Linked DNA regions of Mus musculus: region 1 is linked to region 2. A link is a loop called in an ENCODE intact Hi-C map of the cell type or tissue named here. Cell type or tissue: gastrocnemius. All regions are shown on one strand. Links, peaks and the distances in the headings refer to the core of each region. The heading gives the core; the rest is flanking DNA. Region 1 overlaps Neb (nebulin). Region 2 overlaps Cacnb4 (calcium channel, voltage-dependent, beta 4 subunit).

What was found. Hi-C counts contacts between places; a loop is a spot of excess contacts. Peaks named below come from ENCODE experiments on the same cell type or tissue, not always from the same donor. Only the 100,000 strongest peaks of a DNase experiment are listed, where the experiment ranks them.
Region 1: it touches region 2 in a loop (3-fold over the local background); 3 of 42 quality-filtered maps call a loop at or near these places.

The regions. Positions count from the first base shown.
Region 1 is chr2:52,312,260-52,328,140 of GRCm38, forward strand. It overlaps Neb (nebulin), which reads right to left. Exons shown (of 157, transcript NM_010889.1): 6 at 14,677-14,784; 7 at 14,411-14,515; 8 at 13,438-13,542; 9 at 12,704-12,808; 10 at 7,375-7,479; 11 at 1,517-1,621; 12 at 859-966. It overlaps 4930573O16Rik (RIKEN cDNA 4930573O16 gene), which reads left to right. Exons shown (of 4, transcript NR_040620.1): 3 at 734-813; 4 at 2,839-2,981. Among named protein-coding and RNA genes, the nearest start is that of Neb, 19 kb to the right of the region's middle. In gastrocnemius, for the core only: no CTCF peak of the experiment used is centred there; no DNase peak of the experiment used is centred there; H3K4me3 peaks cover 6,108 bases; H3K27ac peaks cover 6,825 bases.
Region 2 is chr2:52,581,600-52,597,480 of GRCm38, forward strand. The region is part of intron 2 of Cacnb4 (calcium channel, voltage-dependent, beta 4 subunit); the gene reads right to left. Among named protein-coding and RNA genes, the nearest start is that of Cacnb4, 87 kb to the right of the region's middle. In gastrocnemius, for the core only: CTCF peaks have their summits at 8,183 (motif pointing left) and 9,504; DNase peaks (open chromatin) are centred at 8,929, 9,502 and 12,418; H3K4me3 peaks cover 301 bases; H3K27ac peaks cover 1,420 bases.

The DNA.
Region 1 (15,881 bases), core at 5,336-13,335, 270 kb before region 2:
CAGACTCATGTAACTGACCAAACAACGTGATATTTTCACCTGCAAATCTAAAAGGCATCTGAAATATACCATGTTTGAAGATGAACTCCTGTTTCAACCTCTTTCAATCACCTTCTCCTTCTGCAATCTTCCCCGTATCCATCAAGAGAAATCCCGTGCAACTAGCTGCTGAGTCTGGAAGCTTTCTCTGATCCAATCCTTCAACAAACCAAGTGTACTCCACTTCCAAAATATTTCTCATCCATTGTCCTGCTGGTATCTTGATCTAGAACACCATTGCCTTACACTTTCTCAGTGGTGGAAGAATCTTCCTGCTTTCTCCTCTCTGGCAGAACCAATGCTCTGCGGAGGGCATTAGTCAAACAAGTTTACTTGGCCTTAATATTTATGCTTTTCATAAAAATCATACCACTTTAAGATGTCAAGGAATAACCCTTTTATGAAAGTCACTCTACAGGGCATAGCAAGACATCCATGGGCTTCTGATCTTATTTGTGATCACCAACTTGTAAGTACCTAAGAGCAGCGACAGTGTTAAGTATGAAGCACATGGCGTCATATAAGGTTGCCAGTTATTTTTTTCTGGTGCAAGTACTGCTATCTAAGATAATTCCTTTCATGTGTTTGGCCAGCAAAAGGTCTTCCACTCCAGGAAATGAATGAAAATGGCAATTAGATGATGGTTAGGATTCTACTGTTATTGCAGCACAGTTTTCTTTTTTATTGTTTTTAGGCATTGAACTACTATGCACTGGCCTCAGCTTTGTAATTTCCCTAAGAATCTACTCCACTGCCTTTTCAGTATATGCAAAGGTAAGAGTTATGAGTTCTCCCCACTAAGGGCGTGAAGATCAATACCTTGCTAGCAGCGACTCCAGCCTGTTTATTCATTTTATACTCAGGTGTTTCGGTCTGCATGAAGTAGATCTGGTCTTTCATGTTCTCAAAGTCTTCCTGATACTTCCTCTGTAAGACAGAAAAGATATTAGAGAACAGCTGTGGAGACAGACTTCTATGACCGTGTATACTGGGCAGAACCCCTCAAGTCTGCACGTCCCCTCCCCCTTGGTTTAGGCCAGTCAGGTTTCAATCAGAGAATGCAGGGGCATTGCCAAAATGATTATCAGCTTAACAGTGGTCTGGACAATAAGAACAGGCTGAGAGAACAACTGGAAAGGCTCACTGGGAAAGAGGACTGGAAATCCAGAGCAGGTGAATGAAAAAGAACGAGAGTTCTGTTTTCCAGTGAAACTAAATCAATCGATGTTATAAATTTACAATTTTCTTCAGTGGGCAAAGAATAAACCACAAAATCACTTTGATTCACGCTAACTATACTTTGCAATTAATAAGAGGATCTCACCAGGTTGTTTCTATGAAAATTAAGGTAGAAACCATGTGATTTGGTCAAGATAGTGTCTAGAATTCTAGAATTCCTTGAGATGTTGCAAGCAGCTGAAAGCTGTTAGAGAAAGAGCTATCCTCCCAGGACATCTGGCCCCGGATCCCGGCTTACTGAGCTGAGATTGTCAGCATTCATTCTGGCTGTTGCAATTTCAAAGCATGGTGTCTCACTCCATTTTCCTTTGACTTTCTTCTCATAGTCTTCTTTATATTTTTGCTGGAGGAGTTAAAAAATGAAATAAAAACAGAAATCAAGAGTTGACAAACAGGAATTGACTGTAGTACACGATTAAATATCTTGACGAGGTTCGTATTAGGTCCTCAATGAATATCTTCAAGTTATCTTGCACTCTGGTCTACTGACCCAGCAAGAAAGTTGACTTAAGGGGAACAAGGAGAGAGATAAGAAGACTATCTTTCTTAGTTATCTTTGTTAACTTTGGGGACTTAGACTCTAAGTCAAATAGTGCTGTGCAGAAGTTACCTCACCACTGATCTAAGATACATTGCTATGAATTATCATGGCCCATGTGTTCTTGGAACAGAATTAACCTACACAACCCCAGATCTGGGACTATGAGGCAAAGCTAGAGCAGGGTTAGAATGACTCTCCTTGACTAACATGGCTATGCCAAAGACAGTGTCAGGTGGCTTGCATGCACCTATACCTCGACCACACCCTTCATGGAACTAGAAAGTCCTTCGCCATTATACTGCTAACTCAAGCTCTGATGTACAGAACCAGCGTAAAAGGAAGTGCAGATTTCTCCCAAATGCCCTATTTCCTGTTTTTGCAATGGTCAATATGCTAATTATCCGTGAACAGCTTTTATAGCTGTTCATTTTAGATCTCTGGATTTTTAGTGCCCATGACTGGACACAGTCATTATTAAAGTTTTGACTTAATGATTCAGCACTTCAACTTTCTCAATCCCAAGGGCTGCTGCTGTATTTTACACAGAACATTGCTAGAAAGATAAAGCAAGATCATATGATAAAGATGCTTTGTGTATCTACAGCACTAAGCAAATGTATGGTACAGTAATTATAATAATGACAACTCATAAGGAAATGGAGAAAACTGTATATTAGACAAGAGAGACAGATAGAGAGGCAGACACACAGAGAGAGAAACTGAATTTGTCTAAGACTCAGATCTGCAGACACAGTAGAATCTTGAGATCAAGCCATCCTGGGTTACATGGAAAGAACCTACCTCAACAGACAAAAACAGAACAACAAACTCTACAGTAGACTGCTAACTAATTCAGCTACCCTCCTATGATGGTTTGAATGAAAACAACCCCATAGGCTCAGAGGGAGTGGCACTATCAGGAGGTGAGGCTTTGTTAGAGTAGGAGTGGCCTTGTTGGAGGAAGTGTGCCACTGGTGGTGGGCTTTGAGGTTTCAGATGCTGTCTGTCTCTCCCTACAGCCTACCAATCCAGATGTGGAGCTCTCAGCTATCTTTCCAGCATGGTGTCTACCTGCTTGTTCCCCACCACGCTTCCTGCCGTGATGATAATGGACTAAACTTCTGAAGCTGAAAGCAGGCCCAATAAAATGTTTTTCTTATTGAGAGTTGCCATGGTCACGGTGTCCCTTCACGGCAATAGAAACCCTAACTAAGACACCTCCTCTGTTGAAGTAAATCCCCAATACAAAACGAAAGTGAATTAATAGATTTGGGGACTTGCCAAGGCTGCCCGTAGAAGTACTTCTAATCTTTTGGGAAACAGGTTTCTTAAGAATCAGATAGATGAATAAAATACCCATAAACACTAACGCTTCCAAAAGTCTGATTTGAACATGGTGGCAGATATCTGTTACAAAAAAAAAAAAAAAAAAAAAAAGTGCTTTAGAAGTCTTGAGGCAAGGGAATCATGAATTCAAAATTAGCCTGGGTTCTATGGTAAGACTCTGTCTCAAAAAGCCAAAACCAAACTAAATAAGGAAAACAATAAAAAGTAGTCAAACATAAAAAGCAAAGAACAAAAAACCATTTCAGAAGTTTTTGATGCTCCCCCATTTCAGGGTTCAGTCTTTAAGTCTTTCTGATGATCTGTGCGGGGGGTGGGGTGGGGGTTGGGAGAATGCCGGGCAGTTCAGGACTTTAGGCAAAGAGATGAGACCTGAGGCATCAAAAAGCTGATATACAGAGGTCTTTGTGACAACACTGAAACACTGAGAAGCAGCAGATACTATTCCTGGCCAGCCCTGGGCTGTTACAGAGAAACGGGTGCTGGGTGTGTAGCTTTGCAGCAGAGAACTGAGTAGGAGTGTAATTCTCACAACAGAGATAGACTTGTGGCTTTTGAGGAAGTAGTTAAACAAGATAAAGAGCAGAGCACAAAACCACCCCGACATCTCCTCCAAGGTCCTTCCTCTCTTCTCACCTTCCAGGAATAAAAGCTTGCTATTTCCTCCTGCCATGGGTCTGGCTGGGGACTGATCACTCACAGTCTATACCCAAGTCCTCTTATGTCAGTAAGGGGTCCCCCTGCATGGGAGAAGGGGTGGCTGTAGCTTGCTAATTGCTGAGGAGGGTACCCTCCTCATTCCCCTTTATGTGCAGGAAGGAAGGAGGTCAAAGGGACAGGTCTCTGACCAGAAGGCGAAAGGAAAAGGCAGGCAGTGTCCTCGTGGGCAGTCTCCCCCATATCGGAAGCCCAGCATCGAACTTTCTGTCTAACCCTGAGACTTTCTCCTTAATCTTCCCTCCCACTCTCTTGTAGTTGATCAATGACAGCCTAGAAGAAAGATCGGACTGAAGTTTCCCTGAAACTTGTTAAATAGAGGAAAGGATACCAGGTCAGATCCAAGCTCTGAATATCAACTTTGTAGGGGGAGGTGACCAGATGCCAGTAGGCACAGTGGTTGTTTCCTTAAACCATAGGCTCTCCTTACCACTAGACAGCTAATGGCACTGGGCTTCAAAATTAGGCTTCCTGGTGTTTTGCTTAAACTCATGGCTTCATTTTCCACTTTCCAGATAGGCACCGGTAGTTTTTATATGGTTACCAAATGGAAAGAAACTGAAAGGAGTTAATCACTTCTCTTCTAAGTAGCTTAGCACTGAGCTACCAGTCATCTCCATTAGCAGAGAAGTTATTGTTCAGAGCATGTAGGGCATCCTCACTGGGTTACATTATTGACCGTAGTTGGTCCAGAGTTACTTTCCAGACTCAATAAAATGCCTTATGGTGAGATCCATAGGCATCTCCCTAGTTCAATGCAATAGAATATTTCAGAAGATCAGGGCTCCGTGTTACTTAACAATGTGCCGCTGCAAGACATACTTTTTACAAAAGCTTTCCAGGTTCCACAGAGAAACTACCGGAGGGAAGCAAAGAGGCAAGCACAGAGAAACTAAAGGCACTTCCCAATGGTGTATGCAGAATCCACGTTCAGCAGGTCCTGGTGAGCCTGTTCTCTCACCTGGAATATCTGTTGTAGGAACAAGTCAGGATCCTGCGTTATTCACCTAAGTCACACCTACACAGCATACCCAAGACTGAGAAGGGTGCTGGCATAAAGCTCCTGGTTTTAGCAAAGATAAAAGGAAATGAATATACTGTGAAAAGGAGAGTAAGAAGAGCCAATGGAGAGGATGTAATATCAGTGCAACCGTTGCCAGAGTATGATCATTACCAGCTGAACAGGAAGCTGTAAAAAGGACAGTAGGCACGGAAGGCATAGCTTGGCAAGGAAGCATCAAGAGTTTTAAGTGTCTGAAAGAGAGACATTTTAAATCTATTTTGGAGAAAAAGATGCTACAAAGATGCTGAGGTGGGGAATCCAAAAAGCCTGACCGTGGGGAAGATGAGGGAAAGCATCAAAAAGAAGTCACCCTTGGCAGCCTGGGCCTCTGCTTGGATGCCATGTTGCTGGATGACTACCATGTACAATATTTCTCACTAAAGAGACTGGTATTTTTGATGCACAACAGACTCTAGGAATCTGGATAAGACTTGGATAAATTATGTCTCTGTGGCCAAACCCAGCGACCTTCATCTTCAGCCACTCAGCTCAGATTATTCTACAAGGTCAAAGTTAGGTGTGCAACTCTTACCAAGTACTTAATACTGTGTCACCCTCTCCAAACAGTGTGCAGTCCAGACAGACCTGACACGAAGCTAGTCCAGAAGCCATATCTCTTAAGATGCAAAAGAACAGGCGGGAAGAGAACTTTAATATACTTTACTTAACCTAATAGATCCAATGCACTACCATTCTAGCACATAGTTGGTATAAACAGAGACGGGCTATTTTACATTTGTTTTTACTTCATGGTAAGCATTTAAGATCCAGGCTATGCTTCCTGTGTGAAAGAAAGACTCGGTGTTAGGGGAACAGACTCAGGTATGTGCCCTCTTCCAATTCATAAATGGAATTCTTAGCTTATAATGTGATGGCATTTCATTTTGACTTTCACTTTTCTGAGACTTTGAGAAGCTAGAGCCTGCTGTTTAAGATACTCTGCCTATAATTTATTGTAGGAGTCTAAATCCCCTAATATTCTCAGGGTTTTTTTTTTCTAGTCATGTTTTAAGAGCTCAGTTGTCAGCTTTGTCTAAGGGCTGCCTTACAGAATTGCACAACTTGTTTTTCATTGGTGGATCTAAATTGATGGAGAGTGGCTATGGGAAAGTTTGAAAGCAAGTTAAAAGTCACTTCCAAATGTCCACTCTGCATGCTCAAATTAGATAAAAAAGAATTCTACTCGAATTGAGATAGTCTTTACATACAAATTAAAAATGGATTATTTTGAAATGACCACTTGGAATACAACTTCTCCCAAACAATCTTTTTGTTCTATCTTTTTCTCTGCTATGGACACACCCAGAAGCCATGTCAATATGCAAAGTCCTTCATTTAACCTCTTTCTGCTCAGCCCTAGGGGAAGGTTGCTAGTGTCCTCACTAATTTTACTATACATACACAGCCCCTGGGTTTTACATTAAATACTCTTCAAAAGGAGAAGCTAAAAACACTGTGGGAGAGATTATATCATTTCTATCTTTTCTTTCAATAGCCCACCTCTAGCTAAAAGAGAAAGAGAGAGAGAGAGAGAGAGAGAGAGAGAGAGAGAGAGAGAGAGAGAGAGAAGAAGAAGAAGAAGAAGAAGAAGAAGAAGAAGAAGAAGAAGAAGAAGAAGAAGAAGAAGAGGAGAAGGAGGAGGAGGAGGAGGAGGAGGAGGAGGAGGAGGAGAAAGAGAAAAAGAAAAAAAGAAAAAGAAAAAGAAGAAGAAAGAGAAAAAATGAATCCTGAAGTTCAGTCAAAATTGAAGCAGAAGATGAAACTGAGTCTCGACTTTCAGAGGAAAAGAAGGGAAGATAAAAGCAGCTGTGTCTCAGAGAGAGTGGCCCGATGGGACCTCATCACAACAGGACTTAGCTCGGCCTATGTACCAGCCGAACACTTGTCTCCCTGCATTCCTTGCCACAGCTGCATCCTTCTGTGTTACTTTATCTGGCTAAATATAGGCAAAAGCAGCAGCTTGCTAGGGTTTCAAAGCTCTTAAAGTGCTGGCCCCACCACTGGCCATTGAGCCTTGTCTGAGAGCTCACTCATGCAGTCTGTCCACATCTGACTGAGTGTACATAAGACTGCCAGGGTGTCTCCCCATCCCCCAAGTTAAACCGCAGCCTCCACAGAGGGTGTAGCTTAGTCAGTCAGTGACCTGGGTATCTTTCTCGGAAAATGTCAAGTGGCTATAAGCCAATAAGCTGCCTTATCAAGAGGTGACTGTGACATTTAAAAATCACTGAGTCACCAAGTTCACTAACCACTGAAGCCATTTATGTGATCAGCACATGTGCTGTTTTTGGTGTAAAGGGTTTTTTTTTGGGGGGGGGGGGAGGGAGGCAGGGCATATGCAATCATACCCCTGGTGCTTCTGTTTCTTCTTTCAGTTCACCATCAGTAGGTTGCCAAGAGAGACAGGGCCCACCCACTGCTCTATGCTTACCTTGCTCACTTGGTTGGTTACTTTCTTGGCAAATTCGACCTCAGGAGGATCAGGCAGGGACGTGAACTGAGTTTGCTGCTCAGTGAGTCCTTTTTTGTAGGCAATCTGACAAAAAGTAAAAGGCAAGAATGCTCATATGCATCTGGAAAATCAGCCCTCATTTTTCATACTGCACTTGCTCCTTGGCCCTTTTAACAACGCCAATGTTTTGTCTCTCACATTTAATTATTGTGCACTACTGAGCCTCGACTGTCCCCTGGTTTACACGCCCTGCCTCTCAGGACTCTCACTCATTTCTGTTTGAGTCTTCTCTCTTCTCAAGGATTCTTGGTCCTTGGCCTGTTTCTTTGCATCTGTCTTCATAGCATCCTTGGCAATGGCAAGTTTTCTTTTCGCTAACATCCTCCACTCTCAATCTTGTCTTTTCTTCATACCTACTTAGCCACGCCCACTTCTAGATAACTTAATTACATATCATTCTATTCTCTGACCCAGGATGCTGAGTGGTACAGGGGAGAATCACACACACTAACCGATGGGATGATGCTAACATTGTAAGTGGGGTTAAGAAGGGCATAGAAACAAGGTGTATGGGAGTAAGACTTCAAGCACCTAACGTGAACTCTATAGGTCGTCTACCCAATTTTTGGTTCTGTGAACTGGAACTTGCCTGGGGCTCTATGTCTACCACTCTATGACTTTATGATGTCCAGCTGCCACTTTGTCTTCAGTGAAACTTGAGTATCCCATGATGTGTCCAGGCTCCCAGAAGCAGGTCTTGAACTCTGTTCTACTCCAGTGGTCTCTCTTGTGGAGAAAGGAGGGGCTTTGGACTTACAGTTTACCTCTGACCTTCTGCTTGGGCTCTAAGAAGCAGTCCTCAGGGGCCTCCTGAGCTTTCTACCATCCCCTCTCCTGCCATTTGTACATGGCTCCTCCATCAACTGTCCCTGCTATGTCTCACAGCTTCTGCCTCTCACTCCTTACTACCTCCTTCCTTTCAGCCTGTTAAAGCTTCTATTGTCTTTAAAAAAAAAGCAAAACAAAACAAAGAAGTCTGGTACATATAAATCACAGACTCCCTTCATCTCATCTCTCCTCTCTGCCTGCCTTCCTGAATCTTCTAACTAGTGGGAGTGGTCAGGGACTGACTCCAGCAGAAACTGGACTGGAAGTCATCTTCCCACTCTTCTATCACACAATACCTTCACTTCAACATGACAATATTCTTATTTATGTTAGAAAATAAACTGGCTCATTCCAAGACCACAATTATCTTATACCTGGTCTAAATGTCTCTTAATAGTATCAACTTACAGGAGCCTGATATAGCTGTCTCCTGAGAGGCTTTGCCAGTGCCTGACAAATACAGAAGTGGATGCTCACAGCCATCTATTGGATGGAGAACAGGGTCCCCAGTGAAGGAGCTTGAGAAAGAACCCAGGGAGCTGAAGGGGTTTGCAGTCCCATAGGAGGAACAATATGAACTAACCAGCATCCCCAGAGCTCTCTGGGACTAAACCACCAACCATAGAAAACACATGGTGGGACTCATGGCTGCATATGCAGCAGAGGATGGCCTTGCTGGTCATCAATGGGGGTGAGAGGCCCTTGGTCCTGTGAAGGTTCTGTGCTCCAGTATAGGGGAATGCCAGGAAGGCAGGAATGGGTGGGTTAGTGAGAAGGGGGAGCGGGAGGGGATAGGAGGTTTCAGAGGGGAAACCAGGAAAGGGGATAACATTTGAAATGTAAGTTAAGAAAAATATCTAAAATAAATAAATAAATAGTATTAACTTAGTACAGTTAACTGAGATATAAAAGACTTATCTTTAAAAAAAAAAAAGTAGATGATAGGTATACATCCCCCTGCTTAATTTAAGTACATAAAAACTTTATTTTAGGTAAAGGGAAAGTGGAATTTTCCATGACTTCTAAGTCCTTAGGGAGAGTAGCATTCAAACAGGAGAGATGCTTATCAAGTGTGACAACTCGTCAAAAAGTTCCTCAGAGGGCTGGTGAGATGGCTCAGTGATTAAGAACACTTCCGAAGATCCCAAGTTCACCGAGTTCAAATCCCAGCAACCACATGGTGGCTCACAACCATCCGTAAGAAATCTGATGCCCTCTTCTGGGGTGTCCTAAGACAGCTACAGTGTACTTACATATAATAAATAAATCTTTAAAAAAAAAAGTTCCTGAGAAATCAGATCACCAAATCTCTTTTTTTCAGAAACAATGCTCAGAGTTCTGGCTGGTTAGAATTCTGTGCTCCAGATCAGTTTAAAGACATTCTTAATCCAAACATGGTAAGTAGTATTTAATAAGATGCATAAATAAGGTAGAGAGAGAACAAGAGTGACTAATATAAGGCCCCGGCTTGAAGGCTACGTGCCCACATGGGAATATGTTCTGTAGACAACAGCTCTGAGCTAGAGACTGTAAAGCTCATGTTGCTAACAATAGTATTAATAGCCATACTAGTAATATGATACTTGGTGCATACTTGGTCAGCAATAAAAATAAAGCTGTCTCCTAACTGCAGAGTCAGAGTGGACATTTTTAGTTCATTCTTGTAAGTTCTTTTTTGTTTTCATTTTTGCGATATCTCAAAGGCACAGCCAACTTTAAGTGGTATGGAAACATTTCTTAGTCATTGTTTTGTGGAAAAGAGAGGTGTGCAGACCGGGTCTTCTTGGACAACTCTCCCTGTGCCTACATGACATGGCATTTTCAGACTCCCCTTCAGCCTCTCTGTCCCCTCGTCTTGTGCTGGCTCCTTTCTAGGTGTCCTGCAGTTGAGTGTTCTCCAGGACTCTGTCCTTGACTTATTTTGCTGCTTCCCTCCTAAGGTTCTTGTCTTCAGCTATCACATTTACCCTGATGACTTTTAAACATTAAGTTCTTATCCTGATCTCATGTCTATGAGGATTTCATAGCCTCAACATCTACTTTATCCATAGAATGCCTCGATCCAAACACTTTCCCTGTCGTTTTATGTCTGTTTCTTTCTCCATAATACATATGTCTAAGTACATGTGTTATGTGGTAATAACTTTCCCATGGCTTCGTTCTCTCCTTTGTCTCCAATATCTACTGTCATTAACACTTAATATTTATTATCTTATGGTTCCTTTCTTTCCCTTTGCTACATCTGCACTGCCAAATTAGAGTTCTATGAATAGTCACAAGTTTGAGTTTTCTTTTGGTCTATCACGAGTTTCTTCAGACTCTTCTTTCATTGGCCTCTTGTCGTCACTTGCACCTCATGTTGACTTATTGCCCAGACTTGTACACCAGTTTGATTCCTAAGGTCCTGCTCTAGCAATTTAATAAGAACCCTACAAATGAGGCACCCACTTTTATCGTTCTCTAACATCCGAGACTCATGTGGCCCTTTCCCGTTGATTAAGTGGTTCCTGAGCCTGAAATGTCTTTCTTCATCATCACCCAGATTTCCATCATTTCTTCTGTGTGACCTTTCTCATAGCAACGAGCAGACATTTCTGGTCTTTTTATTTTTATTTGACATATAATACTTTTATCCTGCCAGTATGATATTTTAAAGGAAAAGGATGAACTTTCTTGTTCTGCTATAAATTCATATACAATAAACTTTCAATACATAGCTATTTATTACTTGATAAGGACCTGTATTATGAACAAGGCTTGGCTTGGACTTAAGAGCATTTATCTCATGTCCTCTGAGATTCCTTGTCCAGGGACAGGCTAGCCCTTGACACTGTGACAAGAAAACAGGACATCAAACAGCTTCCTTCTGAACAGGCAGACGGTAATCCATTTCCAACCACTGTTACTGTTACCTACGGCACGGTATGAAATGCCTGCAGTGGGGACAGGGAGCCAGGAGCTCATTCAGAGAGAAGACGTTCTGCCTGTCACTCTCCATTGGGAACCCAGCATAATTGCTTCAGGTTTCCCCAGTCATTCCTGCTCTGTGTTGTAAGCACCCAAGTTGATGTTCTGCTATCCACTTGCTATTGGCTATTTGTTCATTTACCTTTCTTTTTTTTTTTTTTTTTTTTTTTTTTTTTTTTTTTTTTTTGCTATACAATCCATTCACTCACTTGAATTAAAAACCATAGATACCATTATAAGTTTTTCATCAGCCAGAATATGACCTCATCACAAAATTGTGAATTTGTGAGATACAAACCCAAAATTTTTATCCTAAAAGAGAAGCAGGAAGTGCATATATTTTAAAATGGGTACAGTGTGTTAGGTGGCTTCAAAGTTCCATTTTGATCTCTTTCCTAACCTGCCCTATGGAAGTATACATTGATATGAGTTGAATTTTAATCAAAAGTTGGGTCAAAACAAATCCATTAAAATTTGCAGGTCAAAGCAAAGAAAGGCAGCAAACATTAGACCTCGGAGTTAAAGACATCATAAAATGGCGATGTTGATTCATCCGGGATCCTAGCATTAACTGGAAGTAAATCTTGTGTAAGTCTCACTGCTTTGTTAAGTCTACATTGAGTTCCTCTGGATGACAACTGAATACCAGGTAACAGGCCATTTCATAAGATAGTTCTCTGCCAAAGCCTGGATCTTTTGTAAGTCTAGAAGACTTCCAGTAAACCCAAGAAGGAAAACAAAACAAAGCAAAAACCTCAAAACAAGGGTATGGGACTCTGCCATGGTTGGTTCCAGGGCTGAAGATTTTAAGGTCTTTTAAAGTTCCTCTAGTACACTGTTTTCAAGACCTAGGACATAAAATCCTGGCAAGTGGCCTGCTGATTTTTTTTTTTTTTACTAACTCTGAAAATAGCCCCTACACAAAGCATTTCCAGGCTCTCTCTCTCAGTGGGATAAACTGTGCAAGCAGGTTTCAAGCATCCCCAGGCAGTAGAGAGAAACATCCCATTCAGGCGATGGCGGATGGTAGGACAGAGATAAATGCTCTGAAGTGACCATGTTCCCTTAGTACATTTTCAAAGGGAGGGATGTGACTCCAATGGCTGTTTTTAAAAAATGCCACTCCTCAATCACCACAGAATAGCTTTGGCCGAGCCAAGGGAGAAAATGATATATGGTTTGGTGGGAAGAACATTATTAGTCTTGGGGTCTAAGTCTAGACTCTGCCACTACTGGTATGAGCTTAGGTTCCTCACATGAAGGAAGAAGGGGTTGGGTTAAATTATATCTAATATAAAGTATAAATTATTGCTGAGATAAATACACATAATATATTTTGACTGTAGATATAGTCCTCTGTAATAATGACTTTGGATCTTTCCTAAGGACTGAAAGACGTGGCCCAGGCTTTCCCGACCCCACATTCAGATGGTACCCAGTGTATTTCACTTACATCACTCAGTGCTTTCTGGGCCTGGGCTACCCTTCTCAGCTCCGGACTGTCATTATAGGGATAAAACAATGCCTTGTCTGCTTCCCAGTCTTCAGTGTACAGTTTCTAATCAGAGAAGAGCAAGAAGTGGTGAGAAAACAAGCAATACATGAAATATACCATTTGAACTGCATCGATGACATGAGGCACCAAGAGCAAGGTGAGAGCCGAGGTCAGGAAAAGTCACAGACAACCTCCCTCCTCCATTGGTCCACGTTATTTATTTTTGTTAGTAGCTTGTCCTACCTCTAAAAAGTCGTACTTTTAGATGCTGTCTACTATCTATGACTTTACCTGCCTCCTGCCTAAGGAACAGGGAAGTTCTATCATAAAACAAACTGCTAATTAGGGTGACAGCCAGGGATATCCAAAGAAAAACTGACAATCTAAACAAACAAAGAAACAAACCAACCACTGCTTGGTCAACTCCCTAATCAGTTCCCTGGTGCGTCTTGATTCTCTCCATGTTATGTTCCCACCCACACGTTGTTCAGGTTCTCCAGGGACTTTCAGCCACCCTGCCCAAGCATGATCCTCAACAGGGTCTGAGGGTCCTCCTGGTCAAGCCATAGTCCCACACAAGCCCTGAGGCTACTTGCAGAAACACAGAGAAGCTGTGCTCCAAGTTGTCAAAAGTTCAGCAGCTATGGCTTGAAGTGTGCAATGGGACATTAGACAGAGCTAGCCCTCCTCACCTTACTGAACATGGCTGTGTTCTTGACGGCTTGGACAAGTTCAGGGGCATCAGGGGGAAGCAGGTACTTATCCTTGGTGTCTTCCCAGTTCTGCTTGTATAAAACCTAGAGAGAGAACAGATGGACAACGATGGCTTGACAGAGCAGTGAAGTTGGCTGCACACAACTAGGAAAGTGTTGACCATGCTAACATCCTAGTATTCCTTCTCAGCATCAGTAAATTTTTGCTAAACAACAACAACAACAACAACACCTTCTGATTCTGATTTTCAATTTCTTTCAAAGATTGTGATAAGCTAATTAATACAGCTTTCTTTTGACTTACATGATAGTCTAGAACCCTTTAATTAGCTGCCCACATTTGAGCTTGGAAATTTCTCATAAAACTTTTGCTTTCTAAACCCCTTTAAAAACAAACAAGATGGCCTGATTTTGTTTTAAAGGGAAATGGAGGAGTGGATCTGGGCTGGGGATTGGGAGAAGTGGAGAGAGAGGAGATTGTAGTCAGGATGTAATATATGAGAGAATAATTTTTAAAATTAATTAATTAATGAAAAAGGAATACTCACAAAAGAATAATGAAAAAGAGAAAGAAAATTTCTGATTTTCAATGGCAACAACTGATAACTTACAAATCTATTTCAAAGTTTAAACAGCAAATAAGATCTTGGCTTTTATCTTGCAGTAAATAAATAAATAAACAAACAAATAGACAAGATATCAGGACTGTACTTTTGCAGCATCCTGCCCCCTCCCCCAACAGAGTAGCAAATGCCTTTTCAGGCAAGTCAAGAAATCTTCAATCCATCCCCAGCAAGCTACAGGCCACTTCAGTCCTCTGTGAAGCCTGCTATTCCATGTAAACATCCCGCTCACATAATCTGTGAGCAGGATTATGGCACTCAATCCACACAGAAATGGACCCTACGCATGCTGTTGACTATCCCAGGGCCACTCATCAACATGACCTTACCTTGCTGACTTGCTGCGACACTTTCTTAGCATGTTCAATGTCTTTTGCTTTTTCATCCACATGACAGATAGTTTTAGCAACATCTCCATCCATTCGATACTTAACCTGCAGAAACAACACATGACTGAACTTCACAACCAGCATGGACATACATCTAAGGCTCTTATAAGCCAAAGACTGTATGCTTGCATCACAAAGCAAAGAAGCCTGAATTTTAGCTAGGAAGATCCACAGAGAACCTCCTTTACTTGAGGAATGAAGCCCACCTCACTGAGTTGATCCTGGACTTTCTTGATTCTGCGAAGTTCTGGAGTATCACTTGTGATGGCGTATGGCTGTCCCTTTGCTTTCTCATAGTTCTCTTTGTATTTATTCTGAAAAGAATACTAGATATTAGCCTGGAACGGGACCAGACAGCAGCAGAAAGTTCAGGCAGCACACACATCCTCATCTGATTTTTTAAAAAAATCCTTTAAGGAATAACAATTATCAGTTGCAACAGCTTTCATTCTGTCCCATACCCTCTCAGCAAAAACTAAAATAGATTTGTAAATTGTTCCTCCAAAACAGGATAGGATCCTGGAGTGTTGTTACAGACAATTGTCTTGGATATGCTCGAAAATAATTCTCTTGATTTTTTTTTTTAGGTTGCACACATATACAAAAGCCTGAATATAGATTATTCAAGAAAATGACTTGGGCCTGAAAAGACTTAATTGCTGATACAACGCAGACAGACTTTAGAAGCTGCAGCTGAACCGCAGTGGTTACAAAGCCATGGTGCCAGCTGAATTAATGGGAAGCCCAAATTATGGACTATTTTATAATGATATGCAAAGTTATTATTTCTGCTAGCTATTCAGTGAATCCTTGCTTTAGTAATAATATGCATCGTTTATAACTATCAAGGCCCTCAAAGAATATTCTTGAATAGTCAACAATTTAAATTACACTGACTATTTAGACATCAGCCACTGGCAGTCTGTGGTGTGGGTGTGTGTGTGTGGGGGGGTGCCAGCACTCCACTCAGAATATCAGAAATTCCAGGTTCCTAAAGTCCAAATTAGTGAGATTATATGGCAATAAATTAATGAGATAATTTTGTCTTTATTGAACACTGTAGAGAGAAGGAAGCAAGAAGGTCTTGTTTAGAATCCTTCAAAGATCCAAATTAGAAATTTACTTCATAATCTCCAGGAATTAATACAACCAAAATCGAATCTTTAGAGGCCAGTCACACATGGAAACTTTAGGTCTTGGTTTTGGTCCCACATAACATGATGTCCCCCTGAACAGCACATCTCTCCAAGCATCTAGACCACATAGAATCAAGCTCCCTAGAGAGATCTTAGCCTGACATGGAAATCAACAAATCAGATCTACTGAAATAGGTGTATCTCTGTCCTGGCAGGCACTGCCCATTACAGGACTGTGGTGGGACTGTAAGAAGCAGAGAACATTGACTCTTCAA
Region 2 (15,881 bases), core at 4,907-12,906:
CCACCAGTCCAGAGATGGCCCCATTCACATTGGGCCATGTTAGGAGCGGGTGTGGCGGCAGTCCCAAAGGCGCCAGGGACTGTAGCTAAGTCGTATGACTTGCACCTGACTTCCTCATATAAGCCACAAACATCTTGAGAGCTGCGCAGGTGCACCAGGATACCGGTGAATCCAGTTTGATGGAGATATGCCCCTACTGCCCTGATTAGCTGAAGCTGCGTGCCTGGTGAGGCGGCGTGGCCTGCTGTGCGTGGATGAGAGTATAAAAGGAGTGAGAGGCCCAAGGTTCGGGGGAGATATAAACAAGAAGAATCAGGACTGAATAAACTGCTGTTAGAAGGACTGGTGGTCGTGTCGTTCTTGCTGGTCGAGAGCGGACGCGACAGGGCCAGGCCCTCCTTAACTGATCACTAATTAAGAAAATGCCCTATAGGCTTGTTTTCAGCCAGATCCTATGGAGGCATTTTCTTAATTGGAGCCCTTCCTCTTTGACCCTAGCTTGTGTCAAGGTGACATATAACTAGCCAGAACTGTCTGCCTATCTGTTTATTCTCACATACTCCAGGCTGGTTCTCTTGTCTCCACTTCACAACTGCTGAGATTGCAGGCATGTGCCCCTAGGGGGTGATTACTTTTACTTAGACAGTTGGAGCAGGTCCTTACTTCCAGAGGCTAATTTCACCCTGAAAAATGAGTAAAGAAAATATGTCCACCCTGTAGTGAGTTGAATGGCGCCTCCCACCTCCAATGAAACACGACTGTGTTCAAATCCCCAGAGTACCTAAACATCACCTTATTTGGGGTGTCAGGATTTGAAAACTTAACTAAAGTTAAAGATATTGAAACGAGGGCATCTTCGGTTAGGAATAGGTCAGAGATGTAACACCAAGTAGCCTCATGAGAGAGGAGGGAAGATGAAGAATTGCAGAGATGATGGGATGCTGGAGGCTGGAGTAATGGAGACACAGAACAGTGAGTGATGTCAACGGCCACCAGAAAATGAATAGACTCTTCTCTGCTGCCCTTAAAAGAAGATAACCCTACTCACAACTAGATACCAAACTCACCACCTTCCAAACTATGAAAAAAATAACTGTTGTCTTACACCACTGAGTTAAGTGCCAAGAAACTCAAACACACAACCCACCCACTCATAATCAAATTCCTAAGTCAACTCTTCCTACAGCAACACTGCCCTTCCACTGGGGCCCAGGGCACCGGTACTGTGTTTAGGATGCTCCATGCCCAGCAGCGCCACCAGAGAACCCCCTTTTCCACCTACACAAGAGCCATCATTTGAAAAAACTGCTCAATATTTTTAGCTTCATTAATCTATCAGTTTGGTGCATTCAATAACAAAAAACTTACCCAAAAGTCCATATATCTGCATCTGAACCCTGCACCATATCAACTTGACAAGAGTCCCTTAAGTATCTTATAAAACGGGGACCACAGTGTTATTTTATTGTGGGAACTGCTATGGTTCACCCATACACCTGAGAATGAGGAAGGCTATGAAGAAATCAGCCATGCTTGTCAGCCTCACTCTTGTTACTTCACACACACACACACACACACACACACACACACACACGTCACACAGGCAAAGAATATGTCCACTCAGAACACCCAGAAGAATCAGTGATTGACATGGCTAAGAACCCACTGCCCAAGCCAAATGTGGATTATCAGCACGATGCTATGGTCAGCCCACATAGTCATACCTGGTCTCTCTCCTGACTTCAGCTCCCATCTGTGGGAATTCTCAAATACACAGACCAGGAAGTAGACAGCTAGGATTCCCCTTGGGTATCCAGCAAGCAAGGTAACCTGCCCTTCCCCAAAGTAGGAGGAACTCGGGAGTTCTCAAGCCTCAGAGGTACCACCTGCTTCCCTCTGCCACCTAAATGAGAATGACAATGACTCAGACCCAAAGCCTATCACAGGTTTATTCTTGTAGCTTTAGCTTGGGAACAAATGCTGCCTTAAGTGGTTTAACCAATGAAACAACGTGGGAACTGAGTGTCTTTTAATTAATTACCCTGATCATCACTCAGAGGCCAACTAAAGTTACTTCGGAACGTCTCCTCTAGGTTTCCCAGCTGTGTGTTCACCTTGGGCAGTGCACATGGGCTTCGGGGTGAGGGGTGGGGACTATCTGTTCTCCTAATCTAAGTCCATCTTCTTTTTTTTTAAATGTATTTATTTAATGTGTATGAATACAAACAGAACAGAAGATGGTTGTGAACCACCATGTGGTTGCTGGGAATTGAACTCAGGACCTCTGGAAGAGCAGTCAGTGCTCTTAACTGCTGAGCCATCTCTCCAGCCACCTAAGTTCATCTCCTGATGTCTTCCAGCAATGCACCAAAATTTTCTGTCATTTAAGTGTATGCACCTTTATTATTTCCAGTTCTGCTAAGGATCCCACACTTTATATCTCCAGAGAAAAATCATTTCTATGAATTTGTGGAATGAGAGCAAAACCTTTACTCCAGTCTCTCGATTTGGCAGCACAACTATATTAACTATGCACTAGTCAACACAACAAACATCCCCAGCCACGCTTCTCTCCACACTTCTATTCTCGTGTCCCTGGACTGAAACGGAAGGGGTTGGGGTTAGGTGTGCAATTTCTCCAAGCTCCTTGGTAGTTCTAATGCACAGTGAGAGCTGAGAGCCACAGTGTTCAACCTGCTCTTGTGTAATTAAACATGGCTTATAGAGTACAAATAAACCATTAGCAGCCACACTTGGTTTTGTTTCAGTCCAGGCTACGCCACTCTTAAAGTTAAATGAAAATTACTAACAAACTCCAGGACATAACAAGTGTTTCATTATACTATACTACTTCGTATATTCTTTGTTAAATAAAACTCAGCAGGGAGTGTCGAGCTAGGAGTCTGCTCCCACATCTGTTTCTTCCTAGGTACCCTCTATAGTAACACTTCACCCTTCTCGGTCAAGAGTGCTAAGTTAAGGAATTTGCAAGCATTATAAAGAAACCTTGTTGACTGAAAGGTGAAGGGAGGGCGACAACCAATAATGTATCAATGTAATGTGGACTTCACTGGGAACTTTTTCCCACCTTCTGTCACATAATTGCATCTTCAACTATGATGTTCACCAAAGCCAGAAAAGGATACTCTTTCAGCCAACACCTATAACATTCTTTAGGGTCTCCCATGGGAACTGAAAGCTGAGACTGTATCCTATGTCAAATTCTACCACCTGTGGATGGGTTTGTTTGTTGTTTGTTTTGAGTCAAGATCTCATGTAGCCCAGGCTGACCATAAATGCCCTACATAGCTGAAGCTGCCTTGAGTTAGTAATTCTTCCGCCTCTACCTCCCAAGCGCTAGAATCAAAGGTATACATTACAATGCTTTGGCAATTTGGTATTTCTGGCAATATTATTCCTTATCATATATGCCTGTATGTTCAGACCTGCCATCCTCTGAAACTACAGACACAGAGTTTAGGGAGAGTAGTGGGAAATGTGTAAGCTATGGCTCTAGACTGTCTGACCGCAATTAGCAGAATGGCCTTACACAAGTGATTTAACCAGTCTGCATCTGGGGTCCTCTTCATTAAACTGTTGTGGAAATAGGTGAGTCAGAGTCTCGGGGGGGGGGGGCAGGGGGGGGGGGCTGGGTACAGAGACCAGAGCATATTACTCCATCAGTGTGGTCCACTATGGCCCTGGTTGTCAGTCATCATTGTTACTGATGCATGTCTAGACTCACAACACACAAGCTCAGCGTGTCTAGACTCTTTACTTCTCTTTCACCAAAGCATTTCCTTCTCAGTTGTTCTATATAATCTGGATGATCAGTGATAGCCCTGTTTTCAGTCCTGAGTGGGGGAGTTTATTAAGGATCTAGCAAGTTAAAGTAAGCAGAGAGAAGTAGAAGATAAATTTTCAAACTGCTCAAAACAAGCAGAGACAACCAGAGTAGCCCGGTTAAGAATGCAATCAATAGATAACATTATCAAAGCAAGGGCTTACAAACATCCACCAGAAGTCAGCTAGGGACGTTGAGGCAGTCAGCTGGGATTCCTGATTAAGCTTTCCCTTTGTGGATGAGCTTCTTGTGGCTCTAGTTTCCGATTCCCACTCCCACCACAGGTATCTTATATTACAGGATAATATACTATAGTTGGAAATAGCTTGCCGTCTATCTGTTCGCAAGGATGCAGTGATGTTAATACTCTTAGTTGTTTTTGTTCTTACAGTTAGGAGACCAGCTCACCCCAGGACAAGCGATCTTGAAGAACACTCAAAATTAACATGCTCGAGTCATAGAGGAAGCCTCTTCCATCCCAGAGTTTGCTCTCGACAAGCGTAAATGCCACCCAAGAATTAAAACCATTACAGTGTACATCATTCTTAGTATTGCTGTTGACCTAGTCACCTCACCTGGTGATCTCCCTATCCACCTCCCCATGTCCACTCGGCCACTGTGATGGTTTGTATATCCTTGGACCAGGGAGTGGCACCATCTGAAGGAGTGGCCTTGTTGGAATAGGTGTAACCTGGTTGGAATGGGTGTGTCACTGTGGGTGTGGGTATAAGATCCTCACTCTAGTTGCCTGGAAGTCAGTCTTCCACTAGCAGCCTTTGGATGAAGATACAGAACTCTCAGCTCCTCCTGCGCCATGTCTGCCTGGATGCTGCCATGCTCCCACCTTGATGATAATGGACTGAACCTCTGAACCTGTAAGCCAGCCCCAATTAAATGTTGCTTTTTATAAGACTTGCCTTGGTCATGGTGTCTGTTCACAGCAGTAAAACCCTAACTAAGACAGCCACCTATTCTCAGCAGAGGTACTCTGCATCACTTTCAAGTCTGGGCCCTCAGCCCTGGTATAGAGACTTGTGGAGGTGAGTAGGAATCCCTCCCATGAGATCCAGGCACAGGGTGAACAGAAATACAACCAGGTGCCATACGAGCACAGACCCGCCCATTCCACAGTGACCGAGCCAGTGGCTCTTCATGGAGGCTCTCACCTGCAGCTGTTACTGAGGCAGCTAAGGCTTCCTCATGCTTACGGAATCGCAAGTATTACTCTAAGCACCGAACCATCTCCACAACCTACCTTGAAAGCACCAGCAGAACGTGCAGTTTACACATTATTGGCTGACCTGCCAAAGGGTACAGTAATTAACAGCCATCCAGACCCAAGCCCAGGAGGCTGCATTCAGAGCATGGCCTACATCGCCATTGTGGCCAGCCTCTGGACAGTCTGCCTGGTCCGGGAAACCTTGCACAGGGGAGGTGGAAGGAGATAGTGTTAGCAGACTTGGGGGGGGGGCGGCGGCGTCACAACCTGTGCCCCAAATCAGCTCTGACCACTGACCTCAAGGTGCCAATAAAAAGAGCCAACTTAAAAGTAAAAAAGCAGAAAAAAAGCTTTATTCAATGGAAAAAGGGACAAAGTGAGCCAGTGAACCCCCTAAGTCCTTCTTTGTCTTCAGGACTTCAGTGATATCAAAGTTTAAACAGGGACCAAGGGTACACACATCTAACCAATCCTGGTCAAGGTGTGGTCCTGCCAAAGACTTATAGTCACATCCTATAAGATGGTCTGAAAAGTTGTTGGAGCTGTGTAAAATCTCTTCCCTGGAGACAAGATGCCCCTCTGAGCTAACATTCTTTCCTTCCCCAGGTATGAGATTACTGGGGAAAATTCCATTTCTTTGGGATCCTCTGTCTGCTGGGAGCTGAGGCATGAGCAAAAGCCCCCTTAATCAAGGCAGAGTCCATCTAGTTTTTGAAAACATGAATCCTGGAGTAAGAAGTGCTCTGGGAGGAAGGAGCTTCCAGCAGGCTGTGATTCAAGCAAGAGGGAGCCCAGGGGCTATGGAGAACCAGGAAGTAGCAAGGCAGCAGTGGGTAGAGGGCGAAACTATGACAAAATACCAGGGACATGTGATGTTTAATTGTCTTCAAAAATTTTGTTTCTAGCCAAGTGCAGTGGTGCAGGCCTATAGTCTCAGCTCCACAGGAGGCGGAGGCAGTAGGATACTTTGTTTCCCATGAGTTCAAAGCTATCCTAGATACATAGTGAGATCAAAGGATGGCAATGGGTAAACCTTGTGGCTTGCTGCATAGCAGATGTTATTCCAAACACAGAAATGGCAAGGAGGGAGGGTGGGGGAGGGAAGAAAATGCTGTCAGTTATCCTACCAGAGAATGACCTGAAAGGGCTCAGGATTCCCAAAAGTTACACACACACACACACACACACACACACACACACACACTCACACACTCAGTGTAAGGCCACAGAAGAAGCTGCAGACCACCCTTCAGTGGCTTAGGAAAGGCCTGAAGGAGGCACATGAACGCTGGAACTCCTGGCACCACACACCTTCCTAAACACAGTCCTGCAGGTAGTGGTGCACACCAGTAGGATTTGCTGAAGGAGGCAGAGGCAGGAGGATCACGAGACAAGCCTGGGCTACACGGTTGGTTTGTTTGTTTGTTTGTTTGTTTGTTTGTTTGTTTGTTTTAAGCCGGGCAGTAGTGGTACACGCCTTTAATTCCAGCACTTGGGAGGCAGAGGCAGAGGCAGAGGAAGGTGGATTTCTGAGTTCGAGGCCAGCCTGATCTACAGAGTGAGTTCCAGGACAGCCAGGGCTACACAGAGAATCGGTCTTGAAAAACAAAAACAAAACAAAACAAAACAAAACAAAACAAAAAAAACAGTTGCAAGATGAGTTTCTCCCTCACCCCCTTTTCTGCTTGCTTTAAACATTTATGTTGGTACTCTTTCAATGACTTAGGAATATATTATTTTAAGGATTTTTTAAGTGCCACACACATTATATGGCACTGACACTGATAGGAGATGTATTGCTGGGCTGTCTGTCTGCACATACATCAGCTCTGAGGTAGCAGAGTGCCACGCCCTAGAGTCTGCACAGAAAGACTCAGAAGGTACTTCCTCCAAACAAAGTCGTTATTAATGGAATCTATTCATTTTAGTTAGAATCCATATGAGGTCAAATATGCAACATATCCTACTAGAATATTATCACCTTGGACAAGTTATTGAACCCCTAGGTGCTGGGTCTTGGGGTGCTCATCTTCCTACCGTCTATCAAACATACAGGAACAAAACAATCCAGTGACCTCCCCACCCCCAAGTCAATCTGTGTCTTCAGGCAGTCCTGGTCAAGGTGTGGTCCTGCCAAATGTCAGCTCTTCATTGTCTGGGCTTCTGTCTCATCCTGTAAGATGGTCTGAAAGGTTATTAAAGCTGTGTAAAATCTCTTCCCAGCAGACAACTTCCCACTCTGGGCTGGCACCCTTTTTTTTCTCCCAGAATGAGATTCCTGGGGAAATTCCCATCTCTTTGGGGGTCCTCTGTTTATGGAATCCCATAAGATAATACATGGCTCAAATGTGTAGTAGGGTCTTATTAGTGTTGCTATTGTTTTTATATGGTATGAGAGACAGAGATGCACACTCTCATTCTGTAGCCCGGCCTACCCTGAAACTCCCTATTAGTTCAGTCTGGCTTCAAATTCACAGCAGTCTTCCTATCTGAATGTCCTGAGTGTGAATGAATGAATATGAATTCCAGTTCCCTTCTAGGTGGTGTTGGCGATGACGCGGGACGCAGATGGAAGTAATTTTGATTCCCTCCAGTGAGGAGAAGTTACGACTAATGTTAGCAGTGTTCCCACTTGAGAGAGCTTAGTCTTTGCATTTCGTGGATTAACACAAAGTCTCTGTATGGATTAATAACACAAAGGAAAGCTTCAATAGTGTTGTTCCAAATTTTCAAAATGTGTGCTGTCAGGCTAGTGAGATGGCACAGGGAGTAAAGGCACTTGCTGCAGGGACCAAAATAGTGGAAGGAGAAAAGAGACACCTGCAAGCTGCTTTCTGACCTTCACCCGCATGTTGTGGCATGCATGTACCCTACCCCCATACACACTGTAAATCAAATAAATAAATAAATAAATAAATAGGTAGATAGATAGACAAACAAACAAATAAATAAATAAAATGTAATAAACCATTCTTCGAGCAAGAGCCATGGCTTATCAGTTAAGAACACTTGTTCCTTGTGCAGAGGACCCAAGTTTGGTCCCCACTATCTGTTGGGCACCTTACACCCACTTTATCTCCAGCTAGAGCGAATCTGCTGCCCTCTTCTGCCCTCCATGTGTATGTGCACACAGAGACCCACGCAAAGGTACACATAGTTAAACAATACATTATTTTTTTTCAAATTCCTTCTATTGCCGAGGCAAAGCATTGCCTTCTACCTGATCACAAACCATTTCTGCAAGGCTCTAGAAAGCACAGCGTTTGGTCTGTGGCTGACCTCTTCCTCCTTGAGTTGAAAGCATTGCTCTGCACCATTCTTTTGATTTTCCAGAGTCTCCCAAAGCTCTGTGCAGCCGTTCTCGCAGCCTTTTCAGCCCTGCCTTTCAATCAGCTCCCAATTCACCCTGTGTACTTCAACCTCCTGCCCAAAAGCTAAGAGATGAGTTCCCATGAATGCTCCAAGGTTTTCCCGTGGTCCCCCACCACCTCCCTGCCTACCTTTGTCTGTGTTACATATCGTTGTTTTAAAGAACGTTCTCTTCACTGTCTGCCTTAGATGCACTGAGTTAAAAAAAAAAAGTCATCTGTCACTGTATTGATGGGATTTAGAGCTAGAGAATCCTCTGCAAGTTCACAGAAGAGAAAGTGCCTGGAGCTGGGAAAGAGGGAAGCCTTACTTGACTGATTTGCTCAATGTGATTCTCTTCTGTGGGCACTTGAAGCAGAGCCCGCACACTGGATAACTCAGTGCTAAACGAGTGAGTTTCCTCTATCCAGGGCAGCATGAAGCTTCTCCTCCCCTCTCCTGTCTTCTGAAAAAGCCAACAGCACGTGTCCCTCCATCACCCTCTGCTACCAAGAGGCGCAGGACCCTCTCGCCTCCCTGCCCAGGTGCTCCTTGCTGTCTCACACAATTTACAAGGTCCACTGTGCCTCTGCTGAGCATATATTTGCTGCGCTCCTGCCAGTGCTGGGAGTAAGGGCCTAATTATAGCACTGGTGCAATTCATAAGTGCATTTAAATAGGAAGCAAGCTGCCTTTCCTACCCCTACTCTCCTTCCCTCCTCCCTCACTCCTTCCCTTCCCCCCACCCCCACCTCCACCAAAGCCCCTGTGGTCAATTCTGTCCTCCCCTCCTGCCTACAGCAGCTCCTGTAGTTGGTGTGGGAAGAAGCTGACGTATGAAATGACAGTTCCCATTGCCTTTTGTAAAATTAAAAAGAAAAAGAAAAAAAAAACCCACAAGCAAACAGTCAGCTAAGGCAAAGGGTGGAAAGGAGATAGTCCACTGTGGTAGCTGCTCAGGGTGACACTTTCCAACAGGAAGTCATAAATGATCGAGCTTTTGCTCCATTGTCTTCAAGGTAGAGGGAGAATTGCCCTGTCCCTTGCTTCTGCCACATTTAAGAAACACTGGGTGGCGACATCTAGCGGTTCCTGTTTAAATTGCTCTTGTAGTACAGTGCCATGAAGAAACAAAAGCAGCAGCTTTCAGAAAGCTGGAGTTAATTAACAGTAGTACAAGTGCAACCAGTTCACCCTGGGTTTCTGCTGTGCTCATCCTGGCCCGCTCTGCCCTGTGGCCGACAGAGATAACAACCATGAGTGAATGGGTCATTAGAGGCCACAGCAGAGTGCTCAGGACACTGCCTACCCTCAGGAGTTACTCCACCCATCCTTGCTGTATTACAAACATCATAGTTACGGCACTTGGTGAAACTGCACTCATTCCTACTCTACTGACACAGCCAGGAAGACATGCACCATGTGTCTTATGGTCTTGCATGCCCATGACGCAGGCCGCACGCACATCATCAGGGATCTGAGGACCTCCCAACTTTCAATATTACCCAAGCCTATCAGTGGCCTAAGTCCCTGGAATTTTGGTTGAATGGGACATGCTCTCCTCAATTCACAACAGTCCCATGGGCCCCGTCATCTTGCTTTAAACTGTTCCCATGTATGTTGACTATCGACCATGGAAGACACTGTTGAGACCCTAAAGAATGCATGTAAGGACCAGAGATCAGTCTTGGTGTGGTGTCTAGGAGCTGGACAACTTGGTTTTTGAAACAGAGTCTCTTATTTAGCCCAGAGCTCTTCACACTAGGCTGACTGGCCAAGGAGCCTCAGGGTTCTGTCTGCCTCTACCTCCCTCACACAGGGGTTACAGCGACATGCCACCACGCCTGGCTTTTCCATTTTGGGTCTGAAGATCTAACTCAGGTCCTGATGAATTAATAGCAAGTACTTCACTGACTAAAACAGCCCTCCAAACCCATTCTGTGACCCTTCTTGATCCTGTCATCTGGACAGCAAGATGACAAGTGGCTGCCTCAAAGCATTGTTAGAAATGAGTCTATAAGCACGTTGTGCCTGTCACATTACCCAAGTTCCATGTCTGAACTTCTACTGACATCATTCATCTTTCTCCTGACAACTCTAACACCTAGTCTTTTAAGCAATTTTTTATTTTTGGTTTATGGGCACTGTTTTGTGTCTGTGTTAAGCACCATCAGATCCCCTGCAACTGGAGTTAGAGTTGTAAGCTGCCATGTGGGTGCTGGGAGTTGAACCTGAGACCTCTGGAAGAGCAGCCAGTGCTCTTAACTTCTCCAGCCCTCACAGTGTCTTTTTAAAGAGTGTTTTCAATTGTGGTAGAATACACACACCAGAAATATTGCTACTTTGACAATTTTTTAAATGTGCCGTTCGGTGGTATTAACGACATGCTTTTTTTTTTTTTTTTTTTTTTTTTGTGCAACTTTCATTGCCATCCACCTCCAAAATCTTCTCATTGTACAAACTGAGTCTGTACACATCTAACACCAACTCCCCATTCCCTCCTCCCCGAGACAGCTGTGATCCCACTTTACTTTCTGTCTCTGCATTTAATACCTCGTATGTACCGAATCCCACAAGACTGAGTCTTCTGTGTCTAGGTTATTTCTCCCGTTTTGTTCTCTAAGTTGCAAACATCTTGCTGGCAGACATGCAGTTTACCTACCACTCCATCCTCCATCCTTCCCCAGGCTCTCACTAGCCGGTGTGGAGCTCTGCCTAAGTGTGGGGTCTGCATCCTAAGGGTGAGGAGGGGTGGCATGGCTGCACCTGGGAGCTTGTTAAAAACACAAAACCCTGACCCCCGCTGTGAAAGTTCCAAACAAGTCTGCATTTTAACAAGATCCCCGGGGGAATCTTCAAACACTGTGAAGGGCAAAGTGGCTTGGCATGAGACAAGGAAGGCAATGTACTGTGGCTCCTTTGTTAGGTTCAGCTACTTCATCTCTAAGTACTGTAAGTATTTGTTGATGGAAAGATTCACGAGGGAGTTGAATGTCCCTATGAATATCACCATCCTGCACTTCCCTGAGTCGAGAAAGGACACCTCTTAAAAATTAGCTCAAAGCGGGTGGAAAATAGGCCAGAGAAAACTGTCACATCCCAAAGTAGCCTAGCAGATGTGACAACTACATATCATGTGGCATCCTGGGTGTGACCTTAAGACAAAAGGGGGTGGGGAGTCAGGGGGACCAGGCTAAAGCTAAGGAAATCTAAATGAAGCAAAGTCAATATTACCAGTCCATTAACTATAACAAATGTGCCAGACTACAGTCAGATGATAATAGGGCAGGAATATACCCCTTCCCCCCCAGGATAGGCCCAGAAACCCTTGGTGATGACTACAGGGCCATCTGTACATCTACAACTACTCTAAAATTAAAGTTGATCCGGTGTAGGGAGGATCCTCGCCTGCACATAAGCACACAGCAACATCTGTGCTCGAGCAATGGCCTGCTCTATGCTATGCTTGTGCAGCTGTGGACCGAGGTTTTCAAGACAACACAGGAAAATACAGTCAGCGTCTGGATACCTTCAGTCTGCAGTCAGCCCAGTCTCCCTCTGCAGACATCTGATACCTAATTGTCCTGGTCTTTTTCCTTCTCCTGTTGTGAGAGCCACCTGCTCAAAACCATCAAGAAAAAGGACACATGCAAATATGAGCACTGGTAGACAGAAGCAAGAAGGTCTTGAGTTCAAGGCCAGACTGAGCTACATAAACAAGACTCTGTGTCAGAAATAAGTAAGTAAATTAAATATTTAACTGATTGAATGCTAGAGAGTACAGCACACTTTAAGAAATAACCAAGTGATGTCTTATCTTTTTATCTAGGGTTGAAATATATATAAATAGATATAGATATAGATATATTGCAATTCAAATTTTAAATTATAGCAAGCGTTAAAGGGTTGAGGGGCTGGAGCAATGACTAAGCAGTTAAGTGTGTGCACTGCCCTTGCAGGGTTCCGGTCCCTGTGCCCACGCCGGATGGCTCACGGCCACCTGTTGCTCCAGCTCTGGGATGACTCAATGCCTCTGGCCTCCGAAGGCACCTGTACTCACACATGTGCACATAGCCCCTCCACATACACATATATAACTTGAAATAATAAAAATAAATCTAAACTACGAGAAAACAGGAACAATCAATGAACAGTGTCCAAACATTTACGTTTTCCTGATCACCTATTGCACTCAGCCACTAACTTACCATGAGCTCATTAGCTTTAAGTAGAGTTCCCTTTCTCTGTTAGATTCGCTAATAATCTTCACTGACTGCGTTACATCTGGAACCATTAACTTAAGCTGTGTTAAACAAGTAGCGATGATAAAGATTATGGCTAGCATGTCTTCTTTTTTACCATATTTTAGACAGTATGCCATTTATGTTACACGTGCCATGGCAAGCCACACAGCAGGTCAAGCCTGTGAGGTAGATGCTATTCTCCCATTGAGATACTTGTTACTCACGTTTAACAGGATACAACTGGCGGGCTTAACAATCCAGAACATGGGAAGATTTTTAGGACTTAAGTTCATTTCAGATTCAGTGGGGCAGAAGTAATAGAGCTACCGAAAGTGACGATGAGATAGCATCCTCAATTGGTACAGTAGAAGAACGTGAACAAGGGCGTGGCAAACACGCCAAAAACAGACGCCATGGCCCATGCTGATTTTAGTGTGAACCCTGGGATACCTTCAGTGTTCACATCACCAATGACTTGGGTGGAGGTGGATAAACCTGAGACGCAGAGAACAAATGGCATATGGTCACCCAGCTAGCAAATCCAGAGCTAGATTCTGAACACAAGAGCACTCTCCTTCCCTGGGGATCTCTGAAAGGTTGACTATAGCCCAGCACTGTGAATGATGGCAGTCAGGGGTGCACAGAGTGGACAGTCGTAGACAGGAGGCACATGCATGCTGAGGTGGTACAGACACACACACAGACACATACACACACACACACACACACACACGTACACATACACAATCAATCAATCAATCAATATGAAAAGATGGAACTGGAGAGATGGCTCACACACTAAATAAAGAGATAAATAAATAAATAAATAAATAAATACGAAAAGATGGAACTGGAGAGATAGCTCAGTGGTTAACAGCCCTTCCTGCTTTTCCAGAGGACCTAGCTTCAGTTCCCAGCACCCACTCTGAGCAGTTCACAACTGCCTATAACTCCAGCTCCAGGGATCCAATTCCCTCTTCTGGCCTCTTCGGGTACCTATACTCTTGGACACATACCCACACATAGACACACATATATACACATAATTTAAAATAAATTAAATTATCTTTTTAAAAAGTAGGTATATACAGAATTGATAATGAAAGAGAACAGCGCATAGCAAAGACTGTGTGGCTGGGATATATCACTAAGCCCATATTTCCTCAGCAGCTGCCAGAATGGAACTTCTAGGGGGTTACGCAGGAGAGAAACTCCCAAGAAAAGGCCAGGAAGGGGCAAAAATCGATCACTAAAACTTCACCAATGTGAGTCCTTTTCCCCAGCACAAAGACGACTTCCCGGAACCTCTTCAAGACACCCTTCCCAAGGCAGGACTGTAAGACTCACAATGCTTCACTCATGAGAGCCTGATCTCTACACGGGGCCCAGTCTCCTTAATACGCTGTGGGATGAGCTTGTGCTGTGCTTCTAACCGATATCACCATCTACAGATTTCCCAGCTTGTCCCGATTGTGGGAGGCTTCCCTGTCTCCACAATCAAGGATCTCTTTCACTTAATTCCCACATCTCTTTTGAAGATAAGCTTCCTGCTTAAATAATTCAGGCCTTTCAAGTGATGGGGAAAACATCCACAGCTCCCTTTGGGATGCTGGGATATGCTAAGCACTGACCACACCCTGCTGTATAGTCACAGAACAGTGGATTCATCTAAGGCAGCAGGCACGTTTTCTCCTATGCTGGTATCACACAAAGCAAAGGGTCCATGAACATGTTCATGTCGTCATGTGCCTGCCCTGTACTCCACGGTCCACAGGGGTGCTTTGTCACTGCTATTGCAAGACAACTCCAGGTGGCATGGACTGGTAGCAATTACTCTTGTGTGTTGGAAATGTAGGACACCTTCATAAAAGAGGGATGGGGAATAGCCAGAGCACTTCCAGAAGGTCCCCAGAGCATACTAGCCCCAAGGGTCATGTTAACCCTGAGGCACATACCCCACACATGTACTCTGTTCCTTCCACTTCAGTGTAACTGATGTTCATGCATATAAGACTCCATCTGTCCCAGGAGGCTTTCCAGAGCCTCTGAGGACTGATTCACGATAAGGCTTCTCTGGTACCCTGGCTTTTCTTCTGTAATGACCTGTTACGTGTAACCACCTCTACCTTCTGGTTGCGTCTCACTGGCCTTAGACAAATCGACAACCAGGAGACAGTGAACGGGCTTCAAAAATGTGCTCACGTCCAGCTCAAACATGCCACTGAACAGTACACCATGCCTTGGAAATACCCTTGGTCCAGGGCAAACCTCTTCTGCAGCTTCCTTCATACGGATAGTTTTAGTGCAATGCAAAGGAGTCACAGTTTCAAATCAATATAAGAAAACTACCATGGGGAAACAATCTTCTAGACCATTTTCATCTTCCAGGGCTTTAATGGCTCAGAGAACTAATTACGAAATTGTTCTTGTAGCCATTGAGTTCTACTGTGATGAGGAATTTGCATGCGTAATTTAATTATCCAAAATAATGTTAAGCAAGAGGATAGAAACAAGAGGAAAATGTGAATTTTAAGGTACAGAATATGCTGTTATGTTAACACAAAGAACCCATTTGTCATATCCATGAGACCTCAATTCTCCAATTCTAAGATGAAAAGAAGGCTAGACTTGAACTAACACATGTGACTGGGTTTTCCTATGTTCCCAGGGATCAAACCAAGGGCTTATGTGAGCACATCTTTACCCTGGAGCCACACCCCTGCCAGTGACAGTTAGTGTTCACACTCCACTGGCTGGACACAGGGAGTCTAGGAAGGCCCTACGGCTGAATGGACCATTTCTTCCATCTCTAAATTCTCTGCTTCTATCATTACTCCCCACCACTACCATCTCCAAAACACGCCCCACCCATCCTTCCTGTCTCAGCTCTGGTGTCCCTGCTGCAGACTTCTCACCACATGTCTGGACACTATGGCTCAGACATGGCGTGTGAACCATGGGTAAAAGTGCGTGGAGACCAGCCAACATATGCATTTACTGTGTTCTTCTCCAAGACCACGGAATCGGCAAAGTTGCACACCAGTGTTGTTCTGCCATCCAGGTCCCAGAGTGAAGGTGATGGGGAAGAGCTGATCAGTTCTACAGTGGGCAGGAAGAAAGGTACAGAATAAACCTTGCCATCCCAAATCCTCCTCAGGGTGTCCACCAATGGCAGGAAAGTGTTGTTCTTACTTCAATCAGCATCCTCAGAAGTCTTTCCCTTTCA